2 separate regions of the Homo sapiens genome follow, and region 1 is linked to region 2. A link is an interaction called in ENCODE POLR2A ChIA-PET data of the cell type or tissue named here. Cell type or tissue: K562. All regions are shown on one strand. Links, peaks and the distances in the headings refer to the core of each region. The heading gives the core; the rest is flanking DNA.

Region 1 (5,672 bases), core at 213-2,712, 69 kb after region 2:
TTTCCAAATATATTAACGGGATTTCAGCTCAAACCTGCTGACCCTGGCTTCTTCGACCCACACCAAACCCCAATCTCAGGCTTCCAGAACCCCATGCTTCTCCCACCATTCCCTAGTCGGATGACACCATCTCCAAGGCTGATGGGATTCCTCCCTTGCCCCCAACAAGCACTCAAAGCAGCAAGCTGGGGAAGGCTGCTGGGTCTCCCCCTCCTACTGAAGATGAAGAGGTGGCCCAGTGTCCTTATCATCAAATGTCACGTGGAGGTGGGGCACAAGAGGGGTTCCAGTCCCTCCCCTGCCATGTCAAGCTGTGTGACCCTAAGCAAACAGTTCCCCTCTCTGTGGCCTCATTTCTTGGTTGTAATGTGATGGGGGTTAGACCTGAGTAGCAGTTTCCAAACTGTTACCTAGAGATCTGGGGTGGCATTGGGTGGGAAGGGCACAGAAGTGCTTCAGGGGTCCCCATGGAGGTGGAGGGGAGGCCATTCCCCTGGCTCCCTCAGGGCAGAGCAAGGATGCATTATCTAACATCCTCAGCTTCCACGTAAGATTCATTGAACAAATGGGCTCTGTTGCTGAAAACAAATTTGAAAGCTACAGTCTAGAATGATTTCATGGGTTTCTTCTGGCTCTTAAGACCTTATACTTAATGGTGTGCCATCAAGAGGTGGGCTGTGGCTCCCATGGGAGGAGGGCAAGGCAGGATGGGTCTCCCATGGGAGGTCCTTTCCTGGACTTTAACTGGGAGAATGGTGGAAGGTTCAGCATCAAGTCATAGAAGATGCCACATTCTTGGTCCCTCTTGAGGGGCCTTGTGGAGTCAGGGCTCCAGGGAGGGAGAGTCCAGGTTTAACGTAGGTTTCCCTGGCTCTGAAGGCCCCTGCTCTGTTGGGTCTAAAAAGGGTGTGGAGTCCAGCGAATCAGTTTATCAGTCTTCCTCGCATGTCCTTCCTAGTCCCTTGTCTTAAAAGCGCTCCCATCAGGCCTCATATCCAGCGGGCAGCAGATGCGCTCCTATGGCACCAGGCCCAGGAAGACAGCACCAGAAGCCCCAGACCCATCAAAAACCACAGACACCAGAAGCTGCCGCTCATCTTATTTTTTTACAAAATAAAGCTCTTCCCTTCCTCCTCCATGTTCCCTGCACTCCAGTTCCGACCCCAGAGCAGGAGGGAAGACGGGCAGGGCGCCCACTACATGGCATGTTCCTGCTCCTGGGGCACCACACTGCCCCGCTGTGAGGACTCCAGCCCGCCCCAGAAGCCGAGGTTTCTCCTGAGCGAGGTGAGCACCTGTACCTGGAGGTTGGAGACAGGGGCAGGGCTGGCAGCCAGGGCTGCGGTAGCCATGGTGCGGTTCAGCAGCGGATTGGGTGGCGTGCTGCTGGGCGGGTGTGTGGCCTTCCAATAGGCTTCCAAGTACTCCGCCAGATGCTCGCAGGCATCCTCCAATTGGTTCTCATCCAGGATGATGTCAAACATTTCCTGTGAAGGCGGGGTTAGGGGGCAGGGCTGGGATGAGTGGGGCATGGCCAAGGGGGTTGAGGGTGTGGCCTGGGTGCAGTGGGTAGAGTCAAGGGATTGAAGGACAAGGTTAAAAAGAGGCCTCTGGATGTAGAAGGGAAGGAGAGCTCTCAGATCTACAGATTGGCAGAACTGCAAGAAGTTTTGGCACTCAGTCCAACTCCCTCATTCTAGAGATAAGGCAACCAAGGCTGGGAGACAGGGCTTGACTCTCCACGCAGAAGGGTGCTTCTGGGGCTTGAACCCAGTCTTTGACTGACGGGACCTGCGCTCTTCCCAGAAGACCAGTCTGCACCCACAGGCCTGACCCAGGTGTTCCTGGTCACCCTGTCTCTCATGTAGGCCAGAGGAAACCAGGACAACCCAAATGTTCTCCCTCCATTCCCTTCCCTGGGATCTAGGCACTCACAGGGGGGCACTGTGCCAGCTTTTCCGAGGCCGCTATTTGGACATTGAGGTGTTTGGACTGAGACTTTCCTCGGGACTTGATGAGCCTTTGAAGTACCTGGTTTGGGGAGAGAGAAAAGGAAGAGGAGCTAGAGGGACTCAGGCAATGCACCCAGTCAGAGAGGCGGGTCCTGGTTGGATCAGCATGGAGAGCCAGTGTCAAGACCCTTGAATGCTCCATAACTCTCAGCCCTGGGCACCTCTGCAGAAAGGACCTCAGCAGCCCTGTGTCTACCCTATGCAAAGCTCAGGCTCTCTCCTGGTGTTATGCCAGCCTTCCTTAGGGGCTATATGAAGGGCAGTGATTCTCCTTCTCAACTTCTCTAACATTGTTTGTAGGCCCGCCCACTCTCCTTTTTTTTTGTTTTTTTTTTTTTAAATTTTAGAGACTGGTTCTCGCTCTGTCACCCAGGCTGAAGTGCAGTGGTGTGAACATAGTTCACCTCTACCCTGGGCTCAAGCGAGCCCCCAGCCTAGCCTCCTCAGTAACTAGGGCTACAGGCACGTGCCATCATACCCCACTAATTTTTTTTAATTTTTTTGTAGAAACAGGGTCTTATTATGTTGCCCAGGCTGGTCTGAAACTCCTGGCCTCAAGTGATCCACTTGCCTCAGCCTCTCAAAGTGCTGGGATTATAGGCGTGAGTCACTGAGCCCAGCCACACCCTCTATATTAACAACGGCAACAACAACAGTCTTCCTTTATGGGGCACTTGCTACATACCAGCATTGTTCTGTGCTTTTCACATGATCAATTGAGTCCTGACAACAATCCTGTTAGATAGCTGCTATTATCATTCTCATCTCAACAACAAGAACCATAATTATAATAATGCAAAACCGGAAACTAATCATGAGGAACAATCACACAAACGCACACTGAGGGACAGACAGTCTACAGAATAGCTGTCCTGTACTCTGCCTAAATGTCAGTCTCTGGAAAATTCAAGAAAGGCTGAGGAAGCCTTCCAGATTAAAGAAAACTATACTGGCTGGGTGCGGTGGGTCACACCTGTAATCCCAGCACTTTGGGAGGCCAAGGCGGGCAGATCTTGAAGTCAGGAGATCGAGACCATCCTGGCTAACATGGTGAAACCCCATCTCTACTAAAAATACAAAACATTAGCCGGATGTGGTGGTAGGCGCCTGTAGTCTCAGCTACTCAGGAGGCTGGGGCAGAAGAATGGAGGCAGAGCTTGCAGTAAGCCGAGATGGTGCCACTGCACTCCAGCTTGGACAACAGAGCAAGACTCCGTCTCAAAAAAAAAAAAAAAAAAAAAAAGAGGGCCGGGTGCAGTGGCTCATGCCTATAATCCCAGCACTTTGGGAGGCCAAGGTGGGTGGATCACGAGGTCAGGAGATCAAGACCATCCTGGCCAACATAGTGAAACCCCGTCTCTACTAAAAAAATTAGCCGGGCATGGTGGCAGGTGCCTGTAGACCCAGCTACTTGGGAGGCTGAGGCAGGAGAACGGCGTGAACCTGGGAGGCGGAGCTTGCAGTGAGCTGAGATCGCCACTGCACTCCAACCTGAGCGACAGAGTGAGACTCTGTCTCAAAAAAAAAAAAAAGAAAGAAAGAAAGAAAGAAAACTAGGCCGGGCGCAGTGGCTCACACCTGTAATCCCAGTACTTTGGGAGGCTGAGGCGGGTGGATCACCTGAGGCCAGGAGTTCAAGACCAGCCTGGCCATCATGGTGAAACCCTGTCTTTATTAAAAAATAATAATAATACAAAAATTAGCTTGGCGTGGTAGCACATGCCTGTAGTCCCAGCTACTCACGAGGCTGAGGCATGAAAATCACTTGAACTTGGGAGGCAGAGGTTGAGGTGAGCTGACATCATGCCACTGCACTCCAGCCTGGGCGACAGAACAAGACTCTGTCTAAAAAACAACAGGCAACAAGTGATCCTGGGTTGGTTCCTGGATTGGGGGAAATGTTGCTATGAAGGGCATTCTATACCGGCACAGTGGCTCACGCCTGTAATCCCTACACTTTGGGAGGCAGGGGTGGTGGTGGATCACCTGAGGTCAGGAGTTCGAGACCAGCCAGGCCAACATGGCAAAACCCCGTCTCTACTGAAAATACAAAAATTAACTGGGTATGGTGGCAGGCGCCTGTAATCCCAGATACTCAGGAGGCTGAGGCAGAACTGCTTGAACTAGGGAGGCAGAGGCTGCAGTCAGCCAAGATCGCATCACTGCACTCCAGCCTGGGCAGCCAGAGTGAGACCCTAGCTCAAAAAAAAAAAAAACCAAATATGGACTATATTTTAGAAATAATTCTTGAATTTTACAATTGCATCATGGTTGTGTAAGATAATGATGTTGTTCTTAAGAAACACAATATAGGCCAGGCATGGTGGCTCACGCCTATAATCCCAGCACTTTGGGAGGCTGAGACAGGTGGATCTTTTGAGGTCGGGAGTTCGAGACCAGCCTGGCCAACATGGTGAAACTCTGTCTCTACTAAAAATATAAAAATTAGCCAGGTGTGGTGGTGGGCGCCTGTAATACCAGCTACTTGGGAGGCTGAGGCAGGAGAATCACTTGAACCTGGGAGGCAGAGATTGCAGTGAGCCAATATTGTACCACTGCACTCCAGCCTGGGTGACAGAGCGAGACTTCGTCCCCCCTCAAAAAAAAAAAGAGAGAAAGAAAGATAAAAGTAAATGTTTCAAAATTTGTGAATCTGAAAAAAATTAGACTGTACACTTAATTTATTTTTTATTTTTTAATAGAGACAGGGTCTTGCCATGTTGCCCAGTCTGGTCTCCAACTCCTGAGCTCAAGTGATCCACCTGCCTCAGCCTCCCAAAGTGCTGGGATTACAGGTGTGAGCCACCAAGCCTGGCTTATAGACTTTAAATGGCTGAACTTAATGGTATGGGAATTCTACCTCAATAAAATGTTAAAAAGTTAGTGAATCCTGGTGAAGAATATTCAAAAAATAAGATTTTTTTGATACTATTCTTGCCACACTTCTGTAAATCTGAAATTATTTGAAAATGAAAATCTTCTTACAAAATGGAACAGATATAGTTCTGGGATACCAAGCGTTTATTTTTATTTATTTATTTATTTATTTTTGAGACAGAGTCTTGCTCTGTCACCCAGGCTGGAGTGCAGTGATGCAATCTCGGCTCACTGCAACCTCCGCCTCCTGGGTTCAAGCAATTCTTGTGCCTCAGCCTCCTGAGTAGCTGGAATTACAGGTGCCCACCACCATGCGCAGCTAATTTTTTGAATTTTAGTAGAGGCAGGGTTTCATCATGTTGCCCAGGCTGGTCTTGAACTCTTTAGCTCAGGCAATCCGCCGGCCTCGGGCTCCCAAGGTGCTGAGATTACAGGTGTGAGCCACCGTGCCTGGCCCAATACCAAGCATTTTTCATGGTTAACCCATTTATTTAATCTTCACAAACCCAGTATGCCTATGCTGCAGATGAGGAAACCAAGGCATAGAGATGTTTGGCCGCTTGCCAAAGGAACACAGAGCCAGTAAGTGACAGCCCTGGAGTAGAAGGTCCAGGCTGCCTGGTTCCAGAGTCCCTCCTCTTAACCTCAGTGGGGGAAATGGAAGCATTGGTTACTTTCTAGTTCAGTGTTTTTGCATCCATTATCTCATTTGGTCCTTTCAACTCCCCTCAGGAAGTACTTAAATCCCATCATCCCCTTTATCTCATTAGAAACAGAGGACTC
Region 2 (7,184 bases), core at 1,569-4,068:
GCTGAAGGACAGGGAGGTAACAGCATGGCCGAGGCTGGATTCCTGTCTCCTGGCATCCTATGATGCTCCCTTTATCACCTGGAGTGGGAAGGCCACAATGGTTGTATTCTGGGAGGACTCAAACCCCTTACTAGGGCATCTTTGGAGGTTTTCTACATAGAACAGGGGCTGAGTGGAAGGGCTGTGGCTCCCTTTCACCTTAACAACCAGAGCAGTGCCTCCCATTGGAGATTTTGCTGGAGAAAATGGTCCCTCTGCTATAACAAAGAAAAGCTGGAAGTCACTGGGCATCCTTTCCTGCCTGGTTTCCCTCTCAACTCTCTGCCCCTTGTCTACTCCCTGCCACTGCCATCCCCCCAGCAGCTCAGGTTCAGTCTGAGCGGAGTCCTACCCCCATCAAGGCCTCTGCGGGGTCCCTGAAGACTCACCTGGCACATCCGGGGATGGATTGAGAATCATGAAGGCATCCGATAGGCCGGTTTTGACAGGATGCTGGGAGGAGCTGATTTCCGGGACAGACATAGGGATCTGCGGCAGGGAGAAGAGACTCCGTCCACCTCCCAAACGCTCTGGGGCCCACCCAGCCCTCCCCTGTGAGCTCCAGACCCATCTTTCTGGATGGCACCACCTCCTGGAGGACTCCAAGACATTGGAAGCCCAGTGGGACCCCACCCAAATTCCAAGTCCTCTCCACACCACCTCCAAGCACATTTTCTTCTTTCCTCTGTCTCGGTGAATGGCACTCCATGCAGGCCGGAAACCCGGGACATACCCTTTTCCCTTCCCTTTCTTTCATTTCTTCCCTTCCCCATCTAATGCATCTCCGAATTCTGTTGCTTAACCTGCTAAGTGGCTCTCAAATCTGTCTGTTTTCCATTTCCCCTCATCCTACTCTAAGCTGCTGTCACCCTTCTCCTAAATTACTTCCCAGTATTCCCTCTAAGCCCCCAACAACCTGTTCTCCACTCTGAAGCCAGAGTGACTTTTCTCAAGGGCAAATCTGTGGTTCCCTTGCCCTGTCCTGCCCCTCACTCTCTCCCTTCCAACCATGCTGCCTTCTTCTATTTTTTTTTTAATAGAGGTGTGTGTCTCACTATGTTCTCCAGACTGGTCTTGAACTTCTGGGTTAAAGCAATCTTCCCGCCTCAGTCTCCCAAAGCGCTGGGGTTATGAGCCACCACCCTGGCTCATCATGCTGCCTTCTTTTTTCTTTTTTCTTTTTCTTTCTTTTTTTTTTTTTTTGAGACAGATTCTCACTCTGTTGCCCAGGCTGGAGTGCAGTGGCACGATCTCAGCTCACTGCAACCTCCAACTCCTGGGTTCAAGCGATTCTCCTGCCTCAGCCTCCTGAGTAGCTGAGATTACAGGTGCCTGCCACCACGTCCGGCTAAATTTTTTGTATTTTTAGTAGAGATGGGGTTTCATCATGTTGGCCAGGCTGGTCTCGAACTCCTGAGCTCTGATGATCCACCCACCTCAGCCTCCCAAAGTGCTGGGTTTGCAGGTGTGAGCCACCGCACCTGGCCCATGCTGCCTTCTTTCAGTGCTTTGTGCCAGCCGTGCTCTGTCCTGCCTCAGGACTTTTGCATGTGCTGTGTGCTGTTGTCTCTCCTAGAACATACTTCACTCTCCTCTTTGCTTCCTGAACTCGTATTTATCCTTCAGATTTCAACTCTTTTCCTCAGCAAAGCCTCCCCTGGCCTCTGCCAAGGTTAAGAGGTCTGTGAAAGGCTCAGCTAGCACCAGGCACCTCTACTTGGGAGCGCTTGTCACAGTGGTGATTCTACATTTGTCCCTGTAATTATTGTCCACCTCCGCAACCAGACTTACTGCTCCAAAAGGGTAGGACCCGCAAACATCTTGTTAACTGCTGTATTACCAGCAGCAAGCCCCATGCCTGGCACATTGCAAATTCTCTAAATATTTGCTGAATGAAGAAAGGCTCCAAGACCCAGCTGTCTCTGCAGCTGGGCCCACTCACCTCTTTATAGGCAAAGACAATGCGGCCGTCATGGTGCAGAGCTGCCTGGAAGGTGAAACTGCCCTTGTCTTCCCAGCCTTGGAGATAAACGTGGTCCCACTGAACCACAAAGACTGTCCCTGGGGAGAAGAACAGAGACCCGGCTGGACGGGAGATCATGCAAGGAGCAGGGCCCTACAGAAATGCCAGTCGGAGGGCAGCGGCCACAGGTTGGGTCCCTTCGGGATGATGGGGAAGTTTGCAAAGGTAAGGAGGCAGGAGCTGGGCAGCTCACTAAAGCAGCGCGGCTTCCAAGCAGCAGAGGAGCCAGAAGATCCTGCTTCAGCCCCAGATACTGTACTTGATCATCTCTTTCCCTTTCCTTCTTGTCTATTCTGACTCCTTGAGATAAAAGAAGGAGGAATGTCTGTTCTCCTGGATTCAGACGGGGCTCAAGGGACATCCTGGTGAATGTAAGTAACAATAAAGGCCCCTAACATTTATTTTACCTCGACTAAGAGCCAAGCACTGTCGTTTTGTTATCTCATCAGATTCTTCTGGGTAGCAGGCATTTTTGCCCCTATCTGACAGGTCAGGAAACTGAGCAGAGAAAGGTAGGTGGCTGCTTTGCCGTGGGACTGTGGGACCCTTGCCCTCTCTAGGCCCTGTGCTCCTCTAAAGGACTGGACAAGGGATCCCTGGAGCTGGGTGACTTAAATTCTGAGATCCAGTCTCACCATTGTCAAAGTAAACAACTGTGGAGTTGTCGGAGTAGCCAGGGTTGAAGTTGGCCATCAGGGGCGCCACATACTGAGTAGCTGTGAGCATCCGATGGATCACGTCCCCCATGAAGATGAAGCCTAGGGTGGGAGAGGTGCAGAGGAGTCACCAGAAATGGCCCAGAGGGGCCGCTTTGGGGGCCTTTTCCCCAAGGGCAAGAAGGGCAGCGCAGGCAGAGCTGGAAGTGAGCCTGAGACCTCTGTCGCCCATCCCCATCTGGCGGGCTCTGGGTCTGGTGTGTATGGAGCCAAAGGACCCCAGATAGGAGAAGGTCCTCCCTGTCCCTTCAGCAGGGCACAGACTATAGGGCGAGGGGGCAGGAAGAGGAGAGGACTCACAGCTTTCCCCATCCCTGGGGAAGTGGGATGTGGAACTGAAGTGCAGGGATTAAAGACAGGTGCCTCCTATCAACAGGGAGCCTGGCCCCAGGAGCCCAAGCTCTCAGTGGAGTCTCCCTCTCCCTCTTATTCAGCAACTCCGGGACACAGGGCTGTCCACACTGACTCGTGCTGGCCCGAGGAGACACACACGTGCAGGCACATGAGCAGGTCAGCTAATGCAAGGGAGATGCTCTGACGTCCACTGACCCCCCTCCTGAGAATCAGACTCCTATTAGAGCCAAATGTGCCTTCCTCCCATTTCATATAACCCTGTCTCCAGTGAGCCACCCCTGGGAGGGCCCCTGAGTTCGGGCTGAGGTCTCCAGACTCTCCCCGGGGCCCCACGACGTGGCCTTACCTCCAGTTGCTATGGTGATCTGCCGCAGAGGATGCCCGTAGAAAGGGAAATCAAAGGACAAGACCACTCTCTGCAGGGGATGGGAGAAAGTCAGCACGGGCCAAGCTGCAGGCCAGGGGCCTGGGCACCCACACTGCCTCATGCTTGTTTGGACAGAGTGGGGAGCAGGCATGCCCAGGGCCACTGCTGGGCACCCCAACTCTGGCAAAGTCCCATGGGAACCCCTGGAAGGTACCTCCCAGGTCACAGACCTCGGGCCACAGCCATGCCCACTGACCAGGCAGGGTGGTTTGGCCCCCGGCCTCCCAGCACAGGGAAGCATGGCTGGCGACTGGGGCACTCACCGAAGCCTGCCGGTGGGTGTTGGAGAGTATTGTGTGGATCTTCACTTGGCTCCGGTTGGCCTCGGCCACATCTACCCACAGTTCCCGGCTGTGGGGCTCGCTGGGGCCATAGAGACGGGACACATAATAGCTGTGGTTGTCCTCCTGCCGGCACCCAAGATAAAGCCCACAGGAGGTGTGAGTAGTCAGCATGCCAGGACTGACTCTCCGCCCTTCCCCACTCAGATTTCTGGGTACAGGAAGTCACCACCCTCCCAGGGTGCTGGACCTGTGGCCCCAAGGGCTGATTTAGGCCTAGGACCCCCTGGACTCCCCCTTGGCCCCAGACAGCTCACTAGCTGGCCCCTAGTGGTGCCCCAACAGGCCTGGCCACAGCCAAATCCACGCCTGCTGCCCTCATGCTCAGCCCTCCTGTTCCCAGACAAGCCAGGAGGCCGGCAGCCCCTGCATCCCTTCAGACCAGGACCAAGGCTGAGCTTGGCATGGGGCATAAGGGAGGAACAGACAGGATGGCCTCAAACCGGGCCCTTGTTTTCAGGGAGCTCCCAGGCCGAGGGAGAGTCATAGTCCCTGCCCTGGAAGAGTACCCTATTTAATGGAAAAGGAAAATCTGGGCTGGACGCGGTGGCTCGCGCCTGTAATCCCAGCACTTTGGGAGGCCGAGGCGGGCGGATCACGGGAGGTCAGGAGTTCGAGACCAGCCTGGACAAAACAGCGAAACCTCGTCTTTACTAAATATACAAAAATTAGTGTGGCCTGGTGGCACACGCCTGTAATCCCAGCTACTTGGGAGGCTGAGGCACAAGAATCACTTGAACTCGGGAGCCGAGATCGCGCCACTGCACTCCAGCCTGGGCGACAGAGCGAGACTCTGTCTCAAAAGAAGGAGAAAAATCTGGATCTTAGAAGGCACCAGTCTAAAGGAGGAGGCTGCCTCTTGGTCCTGGGGAGTTTCCAGTCTGGAATGGGACTTATATAAACAGAGGAGCAGACACAGACCCTCAAGCAGAGCTAATACAGAACCCAGAGTCCACACAGCATCACCAGGGTGGTGGGAAGGGGAGAGAAGCAGCAAGGATTCCTTCGAGGCATATCTTTGAGCCTTTGCTGTGTGCCTGATGGAGATGAAATAAAGAAGTTAGAATGCTATGGGCTGGGGGTTCATTCTGCAAAGGCTCTCCTGCAGAGGAGCACTTGGGCCAGGGTTCAAAGGAGGCCAGGGAAATGGTTGGCAGAAAGACTTAAGAGCCAGAGAGGGGCGATGTGGAAGCCCTTCCTGGAGCCGACCCAAGAGCACCAGCCGCAGGAGGAATGGAGGCAGGGCAGGCAGGTTCCCTTGGCAGCCACCGCCACAGAGGTGGGGCCGCTGACCTGTGAGGAGCCCTGGGTCATTAATCAGGCTGCCCAGCGGTGGTGGCGGCAGACACAGCAGAGTAAACGACATTCTCCCTGCCAGGCTGCCAGCTGCCCAGCCGGCCCTTGCCCTGGGCGCAGCGTGAGCAGGGACAAGGGGTTCCTGCACTCCTCACCTGCCAGAAGGCACTCTGCTCTTACGATAAGCGACACAATCTGGAGACCTGGGGTTGGGGCAGGCTGGGGGACGATGAGCGGAAGAAGCATGGTTGGTTGGTGTCGGGGGCTATTCCCTCTGCCACTGCCCTCCCTTCCTGCCTCCAGACAGCCCATGCCTCCACCCATCCTCAGCACGGCAGTCAAACCAATCAAAAACACCTTGCTCTGTTCACAGGCTATCCAGGGCTCCCTGAAGACACTGTCCTCGAGACGAAAACCAAAGCTCTTAGGCTGGCATGCAAGATCCCACCATCAGCCAGCCCCAGCCTCTCTCTAGCTCCTTCTCTCTCCTCTCACCACCTTGTGCATCCTTGTGTGCCCACCCCCCAGACCAGACTCCCCTGACAGCCTCAAGCCACCAATGGTCACTCGTGCCACTGCCCACGCTGGTCCTCCTGTCTGGAATGGCCACCCTCGCCTTCTCCCCTTGACAGATTCCTGGTCATTCAACACTCGGCTTAAACTCTGCCTTCTTTTATTGTTGAGACAGAGTCTCGTTCTGTCGCCCAAGCTGGAGTGCCATGGCATGGCCTCGGCTCACTGCAACCTCCGTCTCCCGGGTTCAAGCGATTCTCGTGCCTTAGCCTCCCAAGTAGCTGGGATTACAGGCACACGCCTCCACGCCCAGCAAATTTTTGTATTTTTAGTGGAGACGGGGTTTTACCATGTTGGCCAGGCTGGTCTCAAACTCCTGACCTCAAGTGATCCACCCACCTGGGCCTCCCAAGGTGCTGGGATTACAGGTGTGAGCCACTGCGCCTAGCCAAACCCTGCCTTCTTATCAGCCTTTCACCCCTACCTCCCCAATGAGGACCTCCACCCCCTGCAAGTGGCCTCCACCATCCCTTATTTCAGGGAGTCCTCAAGGGGTGACTCATGTGTACTATTTGCAAGAGTTACATGGGGCCACTCTTGTTGGATTCTTGGTTTTACTCACAAAGCCACCTGGTAGGGGGGCTGCCCTGATGCCACGGCCCCTGGGGTGAGGGCTAAGGATGCTGCTTCCCATTGCTGCCACAGCCACCAGCCCTGGAGTCTCGGGAGGGTACCCAGAGGGGGACGCACTGCTCTCCAGCTCTGCCCACAGGCACTGAAGCCACTGCTTCTGCCCAGAGCTCTTAGCCTCCCTCGGGAAAGCAGCTCCCTCTGTTTCTGCCCCTTTCCCCATCCTCCAGGAGAACTAATGCTTCATGTTTTTCCTTGGTGTCTGTCTCTCCTATTTCCACCCATCTCTGCTGGAGACCCCTATCTCAATTTTTAAAAAAATCACCCATCAAGAAACAAAGCTCCGTGCGTGGCACTCTGTGCAGAGAGATCTGCACAAAGGAAGAGTCCGATGGCCGCCTCCCAGCCTGCTTCCTGGATTCACAGGTGAGCAGTTTTTATTCCACTTCCAAGCAAAAAAAATATAGGGGGCCCTGCCCAACACTGTACATCTGATAGTCTGTAGGACTCCAACTCTGAAGCTGGTTATGGTTCACCTGGGACCACCTGCCACGGCCGTAGCTACAGCCTGCCCTCTTCCCCCCAGTTCAAACAAAAAAGTGGCTTATTAAGAGACATCAGTTAGCCTAAAATTTTGCCTGAAGAAAGGAAACCAAGTTTAGATGCTATTCAGCCCATCTTTTTTTTTCTTTCTTTTTTTTTTTTTTTTTTGAGACGGAGTCTTGCTCTGTCGCCCAGGCTGGAGTGCAGTGGTGCGATCTCAGCTCACTGCAATCTCTACCTCCTGGGTTCAGGCAATTATTATGCCTCAGCCTCCCAAGTAACTGGGATTACAGGTGTGCGCC

The links. Peaks named below come from ENCODE experiments on the same cell type or tissue, not always from the same donor. Only the 100,000 strongest peaks of a DNase experiment are listed, where the experiment ranks them.
Region 1: POLR2A ChIA-PET joins it to region 2 with 5 read pairs; 5 of 35 experiments call an interaction of 5 or more read pairs at or near these places.

What each region holds. Positions count from the first base shown.
Region 1 is chr17:39,176,049-39,181,720 of GRCh38, forward strand. CACNB1 (calcium voltage-gated channel auxiliary subunit beta 1) reads right to left here. Exons shown (of 14, transcript NM_000723.5): 12 at 1,936-2,031; 13 at 1,302-1,487. It overlaps CACNB1-AS1 (CACNB1 antisense RNA 1), which reads left to right. Exons shown (of 4, transcript XR_934743.3): 3 at 959-1,287. Among named protein-coding and RNA genes, the nearest start is that of CACNB1-AS1, 4.3 kb to the left of the region's middle. RefSeq lists enhancers at 738-1,239, 1,240-1,739. In K562, for the core only: no CTCF peak of the experiment used is centred there; a DNase peak (open chromatin) is centred at 1,453.
Region 2 is chr17:39,105,426-39,112,609 of GRCh38, forward strand. It overlaps PLXDC1 (plexin domain containing 1), which reads right to left. Exons shown (of 14, transcript NM_020405.5): 3 at 3,823-3,966; 4 at 3,479-3,548; 5 at 2,698-2,820; 6 at 1,982-2,100; 7 at 429-528. LOC124903995 (a long non-coding RNA gene) reads left to right here and starts at 5,830. Exons shown (of 2, transcript XR_007065744.1): 1 at 5,830-6,765. RefSeq lists a silencer at 3,485-3,673. In K562, for the core only: a CTCF peak has its summit at 2,760; a DNase peak (open chromatin) is centred at 2,746; H3K27me3 peaks cover 2,500 bases.